Linked DNA regions of Homo sapiens: region 2 is linked to region 1. Evidence: chromatin loops called from intact Hi-C (ENCODE). Cell type or tissue: OCI-LY7. All regions are shown on one strand. Each heading gives the region's core, and the rest is flanking DNA. Links, peaks and the distances in the headings are about the cores only. Region 1 has its middle 16 kb from the start of RAD51-AS1. Region 2 overlaps DNAJC17 (DnaJ heat shock protein family (Hsp40) member C17).

The links. Hi-C counts contacts between places; a loop is a spot of excess contacts. Peaks named below come from ENCODE experiments on the same cell type or tissue, not always from the same donor. Only the 100,000 strongest peaks of a DNase experiment are listed, where the experiment ranks them.
Region 2: a loop joins it to region 1, with 9 times the contacts of the local background. A loop is called at or near these places in 31 of 110 quality-filtered maps.

Annotation. Positions count from the first base shown.
Region 1 is chr15:40,675,703-40,682,955 of GRCh38, forward strand. No RefSeq gene overlaps it. Among named protein-coding and RNA genes, the nearest start is that of RAD51-AS1, 16 kb to the right of the region's middle. RefSeq lists a silencer at 596-796. In OCI-LY7, for the core only: CTCF peaks have their summits at 3,523 (motif pointing right) and 3,727; a DNase peak (open chromatin) is centred at 3,579; H3K27ac peaks cover 333 bases.
Region 2 is chr15:40,779,354-40,786,606 of GRCh38, forward strand. It overlaps DNAJC17 (DnaJ heat shock protein family (Hsp40) member C17), which reads right to left. Exons shown (of 11, transcript NM_018163.3): 2 at 575-644; 3 at 192-250. Among named protein-coding and RNA genes, the nearest start is that of C15orf62, 13 kb to the left of the region's middle. In OCI-LY7, for the core only: CTCF peaks have their summits at 3,452 (motif pointing left) and 3,659; a DNase peak (open chromatin) is centred at 3,448.

The DNA.
Region 1 (7,253 bases), core at 2,169-4,668:
GGCTGGAGTACAATGGCACAAAATCAGCTCACTGCAACCTCTTCCTCCTGGGTCCAAGCAATTCTCCTGCCTGAGCTTCCTGGGTAGCTGGGATTACAGGAGCCCACCACCACGCCTGGCTACTTTTTTGTATTTTTAGTAGAGACAGGTTTTCCCATGTTGACCTGCGTGGCCTTGCACTCCTGACCTCAGGTTATCCACCCGCCTCCGCCTCCCAAAGTGCTGGTATTACAGCCATGAACCACCTAGCCTGGGTCATTAGTCTTTCTACTTAAGACAAGAGTAGTCTACATACCACCATTACAATCTTGAAATCTATTTTGTCTGATATAAGTATAGCAACTCCTGTTCTCTTTTGGTTTCCATTAGCATGGAATATCTTTTTCCATCCCTTTGTGTCCGGAATTGGTGGGTTCTTGGTCTCACTGACTTCAAGAATGAAGCCACAGATCCTCGCAGTGAGTGTTACAGCTCTTAATGTGGCGCGTCTGGAGTTTGTTCCCTCTGATGTTCGGATGTGTTCGGAGTTTCTTCCTTTTGGTGGGTTCGTGGTCTCACTGGCTCAGGAGTGAAGCTGCAGACCTTCACGGTGAGTGTTACAGCTCATAAAAGCAGTGTGGACCCAAACACTGAGCAGTAGCAAAATTTATCGCAAAGAGCAAAAAGAACAAACATCCACCATGTGGAAAGGGACCCGAGCAGGTTGCCACTGCTGGCTCAGGCAGCCTGCTTTTATTCTCTTATCTGGCCCCACCCACACCCTGCTGATTGGTAGAGCCAAGTGGTCTGTTTTGACAGGGTGCTGATTGGTGCGTTTACAATCCCTGAGCTAGACACAAAGGTTCTCCACATCCCCACCAGATTAGCTAGATACAGAGTGTCGATTGGTGCATTCACAAACCCTGAGCTAGACACAGGGTGCTGATTGGTGTGTTTACAAACCTTGACTAGATACAGAGTGCCGACTGGTGTATTTACAATCCCTGAGCTAGACATAAAGGTTCTCCAAGGCCCCACCAGAGTAGCTAGATACAGAGTGTGGATTGGTGCACTCACAAACCCTGAGCTAGACACAGGGTGCTGATTGGTGTATTTACAATCCCTGAGCTAGACATAAAGGTTCTGCACCTCCCCACCAGACTCAGGAGCCCAGCTGGCTTCACTCAGTGGATCCGGCCCAGGGGCTGCAGGTGGAGCTGCCTGCCAGTCCTGCGCCCTGCGCCCGCACTCCTCAGCTCTTGGGTGGTCGATGGGACTGGGCGCCATGGAGCAGGGGGCGGTGCTCATCAGGGAGGCTCGGGCGGCACAGGAGCCCACGGAGCGGGTGGGAGGCTCAGGCATGGCGAGCTGCAGGTCCCGAACCCTGCCCCGCGGGAAGGCAGCTAAGGCCCGGCGAGAAATCGAGCGCAGCGCCGGTGGGCTGGCACTGCTGGGGGACCCAGTACACCCTCCGCAGCCGCTGGCCCGAGTGCTAAGCCCCTCATTACCTGGGGTCGGCAGGGCCGGCTGGCTGCTTCGAGTGCGGGGCCCGCCAAACCCTCGCCCACCCGGAACTCCAGCTGGCCCGCAAGCGCCGCACGCAGCCCCGGTTCCCGCTCGCGCCTCTCCCTCCACACCTCCCTGCAAGCTGAGGGAGCCGGCTCCGGCCTTGGCCAGCCCAGAAAGGGGCTCCCACAGTGCAGCGGCAGGCTGAAGCGCTCCTCAAGTGCCGCCAAAGTGGGAGCCCAGGCAGAGGAGGCGCCGAGAGCGAGCAAGAGCTGTGAGGACTGCCAGCACGCTGTCACCTCTCACCTTTATGTTAAGTCTATGTGCATCTTTATAAGTTAAATGTGTCTCTTTGTTAAATGTGTCTCTGCTTTTTGTGTGTGTGCTTACTATTACCAGTGAGTTCTGTACCTTCAGATGATTTCTTTTTCCTTTTTTTTTTTTTTTTTTTGAGACAGTCTCTGTCGCCCAGTCTGGAGTGCAGTGGTGCGATCTCGGCTCACTGCAACCTTCAACTCCTGGGTTCAAGTGATTCTCCTACCTTAACCTCCTGAGTATCTGGGATTACAGGCACCCGCCACCACACCCAGCTACTTTTTGTATTTTTAGTAGAGACGGGGTTTCACCATGTAGACCAGGCTGGTCTCAAACTCCTGACCTCAGGTAATCTGCCCACCTTGGCCTCCCAAAGTGCTGGGATTACAAGCATGAGCCACTGCACCTGGCCCACATGATTTCTTTTTTCTCATCAACATTCTTTTCTTTCAGATTGAGGAGCGCCCTTTAGTATTTCTTGTAGGACAGGTCTGGTGTTGATGAAATCCCCCAGCTTTTGTTTGCCTGGGAAGGTCTTTCTTTCTTTTCAATGGAAACCTTACAAGCAAGGAAAGAATGGGATGACAAGGAACACTTTAAATATGTCATGCCATTCTCTCCTTGCCTGTAAGGTTTCCACTGAAAAGTCTGCCGCCAGACGTATTGGAGCTCCCTTGTGTGGTATTTTTTTTTTTTTTTTCTGTTGCCGCTTTTAGGGCCCTCTCTTTAACCTTGACCTTTGGGAGTTTGATTATTAGTAGTAGTCTTATTTGGGTTAAATCTGCTCGGTGTTCTATAACCTTCTTGTAGTTGAATATTGATTTTTTTTTCTAGGTTTGGAACGTTCTCTGATATTCTCTCTTCCTTTGAGTAAGTTTTCTTTTTCTTCTTTTTTTTTTTTTTTGAGACGGAGTCTCTGTTGCCCAGGCTGGAGTGCAGTGGCCCAATCTCGGCTCACTGCAAGCTCCGCCTCCCGGGTTCCCGCCATTCTCCTACCTCAGCCTCCCGAGTAGCTGGGACTACCGGCGCCCGCCACCACGCCCGGGTAATTTTTTGTATGTTTAGTAGAGACGGGGTTTCACCGTGTTAGTCAGGATGGTCTCAATCTCCTGACCTCGTGATCTGCCCGCCTCGGCTTCCCAAAGTGCTGGGATTACAGGCGTGAGCCACCGCACCCGGCCATATTTTTGTTTTCTTTTACATTTTTTAGATGGCTTATTCTGAAAAATTTTCTATCTTTATCTCTTTCTCTACCTCCTCTTTCAGGCCAATAACTCTTAGATTTTCCCCTTTTGAGGTTATTTTGTAGATCCTGTGTGCTTCATTTTTTATTCTTCTTTTGTCTTTTGTCTTGAATTTGAGTTTTCTCAAAACAGCTATTTTGAATTTTCTGTCTAAAAGGTCAGAGATATCTCTGTTCCTCCAGGATTGGCCCTTGGTGCCTTGTTTAGTTTGTTTGGTGAGGTCATATTTTTCTGAATGGAAATGATGCTTGTAGATATTTGTCAGTGTCTGGGCATTGAAGAGTTAGGTATTTATTGTAGTCTTCACAGTCTGGCTTTGGGACTTGGGCCCGAAGCCCAATGAGGCTGTGGTTTTTGCAGACTCAGAAGTACTGCCTTAGTAGTCTTGGCTAAGATCTGGAAAAATACTCTAGATTACCAGGCAGAGAATCTTGTTCTTCCCTTACTTCTCCCAAACAAATGAAGTCTCTTTCTCTCTCTGTCCTGAGCCACCTGTAGGTGGCAGTGTGGTGCTGCAAGCATCTGTGGCCTCACCACTGGGACTGCACTGGGTTAGACTTGAAGCCAGCACAGCGCCGAGTTTTTTTTTTTTTTTTGAGACAGAGTCTCGCTCTGTCGCCCAGGCTGGAGTGCAGTGGCGCAATCTCGGCTCACTGCAAGCTCCGCCTCCTGGGTTCATGCCATTCTGCTGCCTCAACCTCCCAAGTAGCTGGGACTACAGGCGCCCGCCACCTCGCCTGGACAATTTTTTGTATTTTTAGTAGAGACAGGGTTTCACCGTGTTAGCCAGGATGGTCTTGATTTCCTGACCTAGTGATCCGCCCACCTTGGCCTCCCAAAGTGCTAGGATTACAGGCATGAGCCATCGCGCCCCGCCTGATTTTTTTTTTTAATTTATTTTTATTTATTTATTTTTTTTTGAGATGGAGTCTCGCTCAGTCGCCCAGGGTGGAGTGCAGTGGCATGATCTTGGCTCATTGCAACCTCCGTTTCCCGGGTTCAAGCAATTCTCTGCCTCAGCTTCCTGAGTAGCTGGGATTACAGGCAACCGCCACCATGCTTAGCTAATTTGTTTGTATTTTTATTAGAGATGAGGTTTCACCATATTGGCCAGGCTGGTCTCGAACTCCTGACCTCAAGTGATCGGCCCGCCTTGGCCTCCCAAAGTGTTGGGATTACAGGCGTGAACCACCATGCCCGGTCAGCACTGGGTCTTGCCCAAGACCTTTCCCTTCAGGGCAGCGAGTTCCACCAGGTCCCAAGTGTGTCCAGAGATGTTGTCTGGGAGCCAGGGATTACAGTAAAAAATTTTAGCAGTTGCCCTGATGTTCTATTCTACACAGCTAAGCTAGCCCACCTCTAAGCCCAGCCTCACACTAGGAATTGCCTAGGAATTGCAGTCCTTGTGTCCTAGACTGCCTCTCAAGTTTATCTAGGACCCCAGAGAAACTCAAGTTGCAACCACTGAGATGGGCAATTTCCCTCTGGCTAGGGCTGGTCCAAATGTTTTTTGCATGCATGGGTGCTCAGCTCATGGCTTTATTCTCTTCTCTGACAGGGCAGCACTGAGTTCAATGTAAAGTACCCCAGTCACTGTGCAAAGTGCACAGATTCTCCCTACACCACATGGGTGCTGCCAGGGGATGGGGGAGGGGTGGCATTGGTGATTCAAGACTGCCCTCCTCAATGCCTTTTTAGTGATATGAAGTTAAAACCATGTACTATGATTGCTCAACTGATTTTTTGGTTCTTGTTATGGTGCTTTTCTGTGTGTCGATAATTATTAAAATGTGGTGTTCCAAAAGCAGGGACAGAGTGTAGCCTTCTGTTCTGCCATCTTGCTCTGCCTCTTCACTAATGAGTTTTGTACGTTCAGATGATTTCTTGCTCATCAACATTCTTTTCTTTCAGAATAAATATTCTTTAGGATTTCTCATAAGATAGGTCTGGTGTTGATAAAATCCCTCAGCTTTTGCTTGTCTAGGAAAGTCTTTATTTCTCCTTCATGTTTGGATATACTATCCTGGGATAAAAGTTTCTTTCTTCAGCACTTTGAATATGTCATACCATTCTTTCCTTGCTTGTAAGGTTTCCACTGATAAGTCTGCTGCCAGAAGTATTAGAGCTCCTTTGTATGTTATTTGTTACTTTTCTCTTGCTGCTTTTAGGACTCTTTCTTTATCTCCGACCTTTAGGAATTTCATTATTAAATGACTTGAGGTAGTCTTATTTGGGTTAAATTTGCTTGATGTTCTATAACCTTCTTGTACTTGAACATTGATAACTGTCTCTAAGTTTGAGAAATGCTCTGATATAATCCCTCTAAATAAACTTTCCACCCCTATTTATCTCTCTACCTCCCTTTTAAGGCCAGTAACTCTTAGACTTCCCCTTTTGAGGCTATTTTCTAGATTCTGTAGTGTGCTTCATTGGTTTTTACTCTTTTCTCTTTTGTCTCCTGTGACTGTGTTTGTTCGTTCCTTCCTTTCTTCCTTCCTTCCCTCCCTCCTTTCTCTTTTCTTTTTTTCTTTCCTTTCTTTCTTCCTCTTTTTTTTTATTCTTTTCTCTCTTTCTTTCTTCCTCTTTCTTTTTCTTTCTCTTCTTTTTTTGTCTCTCTGTCTTTCTCTTTCTTTCTTTCATCTTTTTTTTTTTTTTTTTTTTGAGACAAGAGTTTCACTCTTGTTGCCCAGGCTGGAGTGCAATGGCACCATCTTGGCTCACCACAACCTCTGCCTCCTGGGTTCAAGCAATTCTCCTGCCTCAGCCTCCTGAGTAGCTGAGATTACAGGCATTTGCCACCACGCCCGGCTAATTTTATATTTTTAGTAGAGACAGGATTTCTCCATGTTGGTCACGCTGGTCTTGAACTCCCGATCTCAGGTGATTTGCCCGCCTCCGCCTCCCAAAGTGCTGGGATTACAGGCATGAGCCACTGCGCCTGGACTTTTTTTTTTTTTTTTAAAGAGCCTCACTCTGTCACCCAGGCTGGAGTGCAATGGAACAAACTCGGCTCATTGCAACCTCTGCCTCCTGGGTTCAAGTCATTCTTGTGCCTCAGCCTCCTGAGTAGTTGGGACTACAGGTACATGCCACCATTTCCTGGCTAATTTTTGTACTTGTACTAGAAACGGGGTTTTGCCATGTTGGCCAGGCTGGTCTTGAACTCCTGACCTCAGGTGATCCGCCCACCTCAGCCTCCCAAAATGCTGGGATTATAGGCATGAACCACTGGGCCCGGCCTGACTGTGTATTTTCAAATAGCCTGTCTTCAAACTCACTAATTCTTTCTTCTGTTTGATCAATTCTGCTGTTAAAATACTCTGATGCGCTCTCGCTCTCCCTCTCCCTCTCCCCACGGTTTCCCTCTCCCTCTCTTTCCACGGTCTCCCTCTGATGCTGAGCCAAAGCTGGACTGTACTGCTGCCATCTCGGCTCACTGCAACCTCCCTGCCTGATTCTCCTGCCTCAGCCTGCCGAGTACCTGGGATTGCAGGCGCCGCCACGCCTGACTGGTTTTCGTATTTTTTTGGTGGAGAAGGGGTTTCGCTGTGTTGGCTGGGCTGGTCTCCAGCTCCTAACCGCGAGTGATCCGCCAGCCTCGGCCTCCCGAGGTGCCGGGATGGCAGACGGAGTTGCGTTCACTCAGTGCTCAATGGTGCCCAGGCTGGAGTGCAGTGGCGTGATCTCGGCTCGCTACAACCTCCACCTCCCAGCTGCCTGCCTTGGCCCCCCAAAGTGCCGAGATTGCAGCCTCTGCCCGGCCGCCACCCCGTCTGGGAAGTGAGGAGCGTCTCTGCCGGGCCACCCATCGTCTGGGATGTGAGGAGCCTCTCTGCCTGGCTGCCCAGTCTGGAAAGTGAGGAGCATCTCTGCCCGGCCGCCATCCCATCTAGGAAGTGAGGAGCATCTCTGCCAGGCCGCCCATCATCTGAGATGTGGGGAGCGCCTCTGCCCTGCCGCCCCGTCTGGGATGTGAGGAGCGTCTCTGCCCGGCCACCCCGTCTGAGAAGTGAGGAGACCCTCTGCCTGGCAACCGCCCCGTCTGAGAAGTGAGGAGCCCCTCAGCCCGGCAGCCACACCGTCTGAGAAGTGAGGAGCCCCTTTGCCCGGCAGCCACCCCGTCTGGGAAGTGAGGAGCGTCTCCGCCCGGCAGCCACCCCGTCCGGGAGGGAGGTGGGGGTCAGCCCCCCACCCGGCCAGCCGCCCCGT
Region 2 (7,253 bases), core at 2,200-4,699, 100 kb after region 1:
TAAAGACAGAGCCCCGGCAATCTGCCTGGCCCCTAGCCCACGAGCCATCAGAGTGGCAGCCTGGTGACTGGGTCTCCTGGGCTTAGACAGCAAGGACTGTGCCACATGGCAAAGGGCAGAGGACCGAGGTTGAGAGGCAGCAGTGGTCTCTAACCATGGGGGACGATTCCGATGAAGGAGGCTGTGCTTACCCTGGCTGCAGCATCGGTCAGCACCTCCAAGGCCTGAGAAAGCTGGTGGAAGAGTTCAGCTAAACATAAGGATCAAAAAGACAGAAGAAAAATAAAGTTAAGACTTCGTAATGGTGTGCTCCCTCAAAAAAAAAAAAAATCTTCAAAGAAGTCACAGGATGGCAGACAAGCCGACATCAGCAGATGACAGACCAACAAGGAGGGGTGAGCATATCAGCAACTGACCAGACACCCCTCACAGGAGGGAAGCCCTGGGACCCATTGCCTGGAGCCAGGCAATGTGTGCTTACACCCCACAGCACTCACATGCAGAGCTTACATCGGGAAACACAATGCCCGGGTGAGTGGGTTTCTTTCTCCCCACGCCCTGAGAAGAGTCTCACCTGCTCTGGGATTATCTGGATTTTTGTCTGGGTGGCAGGAGAGGGCCTTCTGCCTATACGCCTTCTTTACCTGGAAGAGTCAGACAGAAGACATGGCCATTCACTCTCATCCCAGGGACAAACAGGAAAACCTTGCTCAATGGGTAAGGGGAATCCCATGCACACCTAAAAGAGAAGCTGCTGGCGCCCACTTCCTAGCCACCAGGGAGACTGGCAATGGAGGAGGCCAAGGCCATGGAGGGAGTGAGCCACTGTCGCCCAGCACAGGAGCTGGGCCCACCTCCTGCTAAGTGCTCAACCTCACCACTGCAGATGTCCAGGGGCTGCTGCAACAGGCAGGAGCACAGTACCCCGCTTTCTCGACAGCCACTCGAAGACAGGTACTCTACACATTCTTGGTGGGCATATAAACTGGGGCAACCTATCTGGAAGAAAATTCAGCCATCAAAATTTAAAATGTTCTTTCCCTTTGACCCAAGTCCTAGGAATCTGGACTTGTAGAAGTATGGCAAAAATAAATATACAAGGATGCTCTCTACAACACTGTTGATACTAGCCAGCCAAGATCCCCATCAACGGGGAGACTCATTTAAAAGATTATGATTGGCCGGTGCGGTGGCTCACGCCTGTCATCCCAGCACTTTGGGAGGCTGAGGTGGACAGATCACCTGAGGTCAGGAGTTTGAGACCAGCCTCACTAACATAGTGAAACTCCATCTCTACTAAATATACAAAAATTAGCTAGGCATAGTGGCGGGCAGCTGTAATCCCAGCTACTTGGGAGGCTGAGGCAGGAGAATCGCTTGAACCGAGGAGGCGGAGGTTGCAGTGAGCCGAAATCGCACCACTACACTCCGGCCTGGCGACAGAGCAAGACTCTGTCTCAAATAAAATAAAATAAAATAAAATAAAAAATAAAATAAAAGATTATGATTGAGGCCGGACATGGTGGCTCACGCCTGTAATCACAGCACTTTGGGAGGCTGAGGCGGGTGGATCACTTGAGGTCAGGAGTAGGAGACCAGCCTGGCCAACATGGCGAAACCCCATCTCTACTAAAAATACAAAAATTAGCTGGGTGTGATGACATATTCCCCTGTAATCCCCCTACTTGGGAGGCTGAGGCATGAGAATCGCTTGATTCATGCAGGAGGCAGAGGTTGCAGTGAGCCAAGATTGTGCCACTACACTCCAGCCTGTGGGACAAGAGCGAGACTCCATCTCAGAAAAAAAAAAAAAAAAAAAAAGATTATGATTGGCCAGACATGGTGTAATCCTGTAATCCTGGCATGTAATCCTGTAATCCTCATGCCTGTAATCCTGGCACTTTGGGAGGCTGAGGTGGGCAGATCACTTGAGGTCAGGAGTTCGAGACCAGCCTCGCCAACAAAGCAAAACCCTGTCTCTATTAAAAATACAAAAATTAGCCGGGCATGGTGGCGTGCACCTGTAGACCCAGCTACTTGGGAGGCTGAGGCAGGAGAATCACTTGAGCCCCAGAGGCGGAGGTTGCAGTGAGCCGAGATCATGCCATTGTACTCTAGCCTGAGTGACAGAGGGAGACCTTGTCTCAAAAAAATAATAAAAAATAAATTTCAAAAAGTTTGTTCAGGAATTTGCCACGCTTATTAAAATTTTTTTTAAATAAAATATTATAGTAGACAGAGGTATCCATGTTCTGACATAGATCTTATTATAAACTTTTGAGTTTAGTCCAGGTGCGGTGGCTCAAGCCTGTAATCCCAGCACTTTGGGAGGCCGAGACAGGTGGATCACGAGGTCAGGAGATTGAGACCATCCCGGCTAACACGGTGAAACCCCGTCTCTACTAAAAATACAAAAAAATTAGCCAGGCATGGTGGCGGGCGCCTGTAGTCCCAGCTACTCGAGAGGCTGAGGCAGGAGAATCGCTTGAACCTGGGAGGCAGAGGTTGCAGTGAGCCGAGATCACACCATTGCACTGCAGCCTGGGAGACAGAATGAGACTCTGTCTCAAAAAAAAAAAATTTTTTTTTGTCAGGTGTGGTGGTGCATGCCTGTAGTCCCAGCTACTCAGGCGGTTGAGGCGAGAGGATCGCTTGAGCCCAGGAGTTCCAGCCAAGCCTGGGCAACATGGCAAGACCTCATCTCTACAAAAATTTTTTAAACATGAGCCAGGTGTGGTAGCATGTGCCTTTGTCCCCCTACTCAGGAGGCTGAGGTGGGAGGATCACTGGAGCCCGGGAGGTTGAAGCTGTAGTGAGCATGTTCACACCACTGCATTTCAGCCTAGGTGACAGAGTGAGACCTTGTCTCAAAAATAAAAATAAAAAAATTTTAAATTAAATTAAAATAAAATAAAAAATTAGCCAGGCATAGTGGTGCGTGCCTGCAGTACCAGCTACTAAGGAGGTTGAGGAGGGAGGATCACCTCAGCCAAGGATTTTGAGGCTGCCGTGAGCTATGATGATGCCACTGCACTCCAGCCTGGGTGACAGAGCAAGACTCTCTCTTAAATACATAGAAAGAAAGAAACCCCAATATTTCTTACATAAGTAAAAATAAACACAGCTACCAAGATTCTCTTTCGTGTGCTACCTAATAGCTGTTGTAAGTGAAGACAGTGTACACAACCCCAGAATCCGTCCTCTGCCTCCAAGGCCTTTGCTTTCTCCCTTCTGCTTGGTGTGTGTTACCTGCTGCTCAAACCTCCTGGAGGAAGAGCTAAGCAGATTGGATTTCTAAGCTTCCAAGATGGACGCAAGAAACGCTTCTACACCCAAGTGTGCTAAATAAGGACTTTCAGAGGTAAGCAGCCAGCATCCACAAGGTGAGCACCTGCTGGGCAACTCCTCCATCCATGAGGCAGCCACCGGGCCCAGGACCTCTAGGGGTGTGCTGCCACCTGCTGGGCCATAGCCAGGGCACCTGCCATGGCAGCCCAAGCTGTTTGGTTCTCCTGACTGCCTTGGAGGCAGCAGGAACCACCCAGGACAGGCGCTGGGCAGAGAGGGTGTAGACGTGCCACCTGCCTTCCCAATCGCCCACCGAAGCACATCTGCCCTGCCTGCTCACCTCCCACCCTAACCCTCCCTGCCTAGCTCTGTTTTCACTACAAAAAAGAACAATATTAAGGGAAAGGAGGTGCTAGCTTAAGACAGTGTCATCTTTGCAATATATCATCTTTACTTTTTAGGTCCCTTATCATTCGTCTTTTCTTTCTTTTGCTCTCTTTGCCTGCTTTATTGTGCCTCCAGCCTCATTCCTTTACTGAACATATTTTATATTTCAGGGCCCCTGTTTGCTTTTTTTCAATAAGTAAAACAATACCAAAAACATTATAAAGATGTTCTTTCTCAATCTCCCCAGCCCTCTGACATCAAGGTTCATTAACACATATAAAAGCACCTACACACACTGACAGGAGTCTGTTGGGTGTTTGTTCCTGGCCTCTGGGCCCCTCCTCTCTGATCCTATCTCCACCCTCTCTCTGGGATGGGTGAGAGGAAGGGAGGGGGAGGCGGTCCATGTCCCAGTATCTATGGCATCACCTGCAACACTACCTTCAAGATGAACTTCCTCAGGACTAGGACTAGTAGGCTTGCCCCAGGGATGTAGGGGGGTTTTGTGGAAGATGTTTTCTTTTGTATCATGGGGCTCTTTTAAAGTGGTTTAGGCTGGGCATGGTGGCTCACACCTCTAATCCCATCGCTGTGGGAGGCCGAGGTGGGTGGATCACTTGAGGTCTGGAGTTTGAGACCAGCCTGGCCAACATGGTGAAACTTGTATCTACTAAAAATATAAAAATTAGCCGGGTGTGGTGGTGCATGCTTGTAATCTCAGCTATGGGGGAAGCTGAGGCAGAAGAATCACTTGATTCCGGGGGGCAGAGGCTTCAGTGAGCTGAGATCGTGTCACTGTACCCCAGCCTGGGTGACAGAGTAAGGCTCTGTCTCAAAAAAATAAAATAAAAGTTTGTATGTTCCTTGTTATAAATCTGAGAGGGGGAGTAGAAGTGAGTGTGAAGAAGAAGGAGCAGGCTGGGTGTGGTGGCTCACGCCTGTAATCCCAGCATTTTGGGAGGCTGAGGCGGGCGAATCAGTTGAGGTCAGGAATTCGAGACCAGCCTGGCCAACGTGGTAAAACCCCGTCTCTACCAAAAATACAAAAATTAGCTGGGCGTGGTGGCACACGCCTGTAGTCCCAGCTACTAGGGAGGCTGAGGCAGGAACCTGGGAGGCGGAGGTTGCAGTGAGCCGAGATTGCACCACTGCACTCCAGCCTGGGCGACAAAAATAAAATTCTGTCTCAAAAAAAAAAAGAAGGAGCAGTAAGAAAGCAAGACAGAAGGGGTGTCCAGCAGTGGCATCTCCTTCATTTTCTTTCCTTTTTTTGAGAGAATGCTTTCTGAATTTTATTCTAAGGGAATGATAAATATTCTTTTGTGTTTCATAATTTATTTTGAATGTTCTATATTGGAATTTTGGTTTTTCACTGTAATAGGAAAATAAAATTATTCAAGCTGAAAAATCCACTCATATTGTCAAATATGCTTTACATATATTAACTTATTTAATTCTTAAAGCCCCTATGAGGTAGAAATTATTATCCTCCTCATTTTACAAATGAGGAAACTGTGACATAAGGGTTAATTATGATACCCAAAATCCATTCAATGAAAAGCCATACAAACATTACTTTAGGCAAAAACTATTCTACTCCAGCCAATTACCACAGAAAAAACAGTGGACACCACCCCACCCATGCCATCAAAGGCCAGGTAGAGAGCATAGACTTCCATTCTTGCTACCCTAAACCTCTGCCAGAGTGGTGTCAGATAAAGCCAAACAGGGAGGCTAGGACTTTCATCCCCAACAGATGGAAATACAAAAATATAAAAATATCTCTGGGCCGGGCGTGTTGGCTTACACATGTAATCCCAGCACTCTGGGAGGCTGAGGCGGGCAGATCACCTGAGGTCAGGGGTTGGAGACCAGCTTGGCCAACATGGTGAAACCCCGTCGCTACTAAAAATACAAAAATTAGCTGGGCATGGTGGTGGGAGCCTGTAATCCCAGCTACTCAGGAGGCTGAGGCAGGACAATCGCTTGAACCCAGGAGGCGGAGCTTGCAGTGAGCCGAGATCATGCCATTGCACTCCAGCCTGGGAGGGAAGAGTGAAAGTCCATAACAACAACAACAACAAAACAACAACAACAACAACATCTCTGAAAGAAAAGGGATATCCCCGAAAAAGCTTCCAGTCTCAGTATCGTTTATTATTAAATAATCCTACCTTATAAACAGCTGAAAGGGTTATAGCTGATATTTACTTTCTATAATAAGCTTGTATTACTTTTCAAGTGATACAAGAAAAAAACTGGTAAGAAACAAAAACAAAATTGTTTAGCTTCTTTCCACAATTCTAAGCTAGGAGGCAGCATGGTTCACTAAAAGAGGGCAAGTTCTGGAGTCTGGCAGATGTATTTTCAAATTCGGAATCTTCTACATACTGATAGCATGACCTTGGGCAAATTACTGAAGCTCACACAGCCTTAGGGACTTCAACATCAAACTGAGAAGAATAAATCCTACACACAGGGCTGCTGGAAGGATTAAAGAAAATGATCCGTGTAAGCACCTGACAAAAACTAGGTGCTTCCTACAAGTTCCCAAACCTTTCTCTCCTCTACTTCTGGAAGAGGGTAAACTGTGACACCAGGCCAGCAGGATGCCAATTGGACAGGAATTCAGGAATGGACCCTGGTCCACAGTGGATGCAGGTCAACTCCATTTGAATTCTCTAGGTGGACAGGGCTGGATTTGAGTCTGCTGTGGGGTAGATCTAAAATTCAATCCTGGGTTCACTCCCAGGGTCTCTGAAATACTCTTATTCAAGGGGTAGAAGGGATGGGTAGGTAGCCTGAGATCTTCCAGAGTGGCCTTGAATCAAAACCCAGCTGGCCTAAGAATGTTGGTCAAGTATGTCTGTCTTGATTAACTAGTTATTACTATATTTAACTGTTAAACCTGCCCTGGGCAGGGCCCATCCCTTGGTTTTAGCCTGGAAGACCAGTTTTGACTTTGAACCGGTTGGCCTAGAATTTGGTGCTTTGTACTACAAACTAGATTCCCAGCTTTGTCCAGCCCTCCTGGAGTTGACTGCTGCCTGAAGAATTTCTCACCATGTAAACACAACTCTCCTAAAGCAGGCCTTTGAAAAACCTTCCGGTCTCAATATTGTTTATTATTAAATAATCCTACCTTATGAACAGCTCAAAAGGCTAGATTCAGGGTAAAAATGTACAACAATTATTTTTTATAACTATCACAAAATTGGGAAGGAGAGGAACTTTCAGAAGAACAAGAAATAGAAGGGCCATCCTCTATAATCTTACTCCTTATGATATAGGATAAACAGGACTGCTGAAAGCCAGGTATCCCGGGTTGGAAGCTCCTCCAGAAACTGACTCTGGCCCAGGTCCAGTGGCTCACGCCTGTAATCCCAGCATTTTGGGAAGGTGAGGCGGGAGGATCGCTTGAGCCCAGGAGTTTGAGACCACCCTGGGCAACAGAGCAAGACCCCATCTCTAAAAAGAGAAAGAAAGAAACTGTGTCTGCAGGTGCTGGGATCACTGAGGCAGAGCTGAAGCAGCCACAGCAAGGTGTGGCTTTTCACTTGCAGCTTTTCTTCTTTACC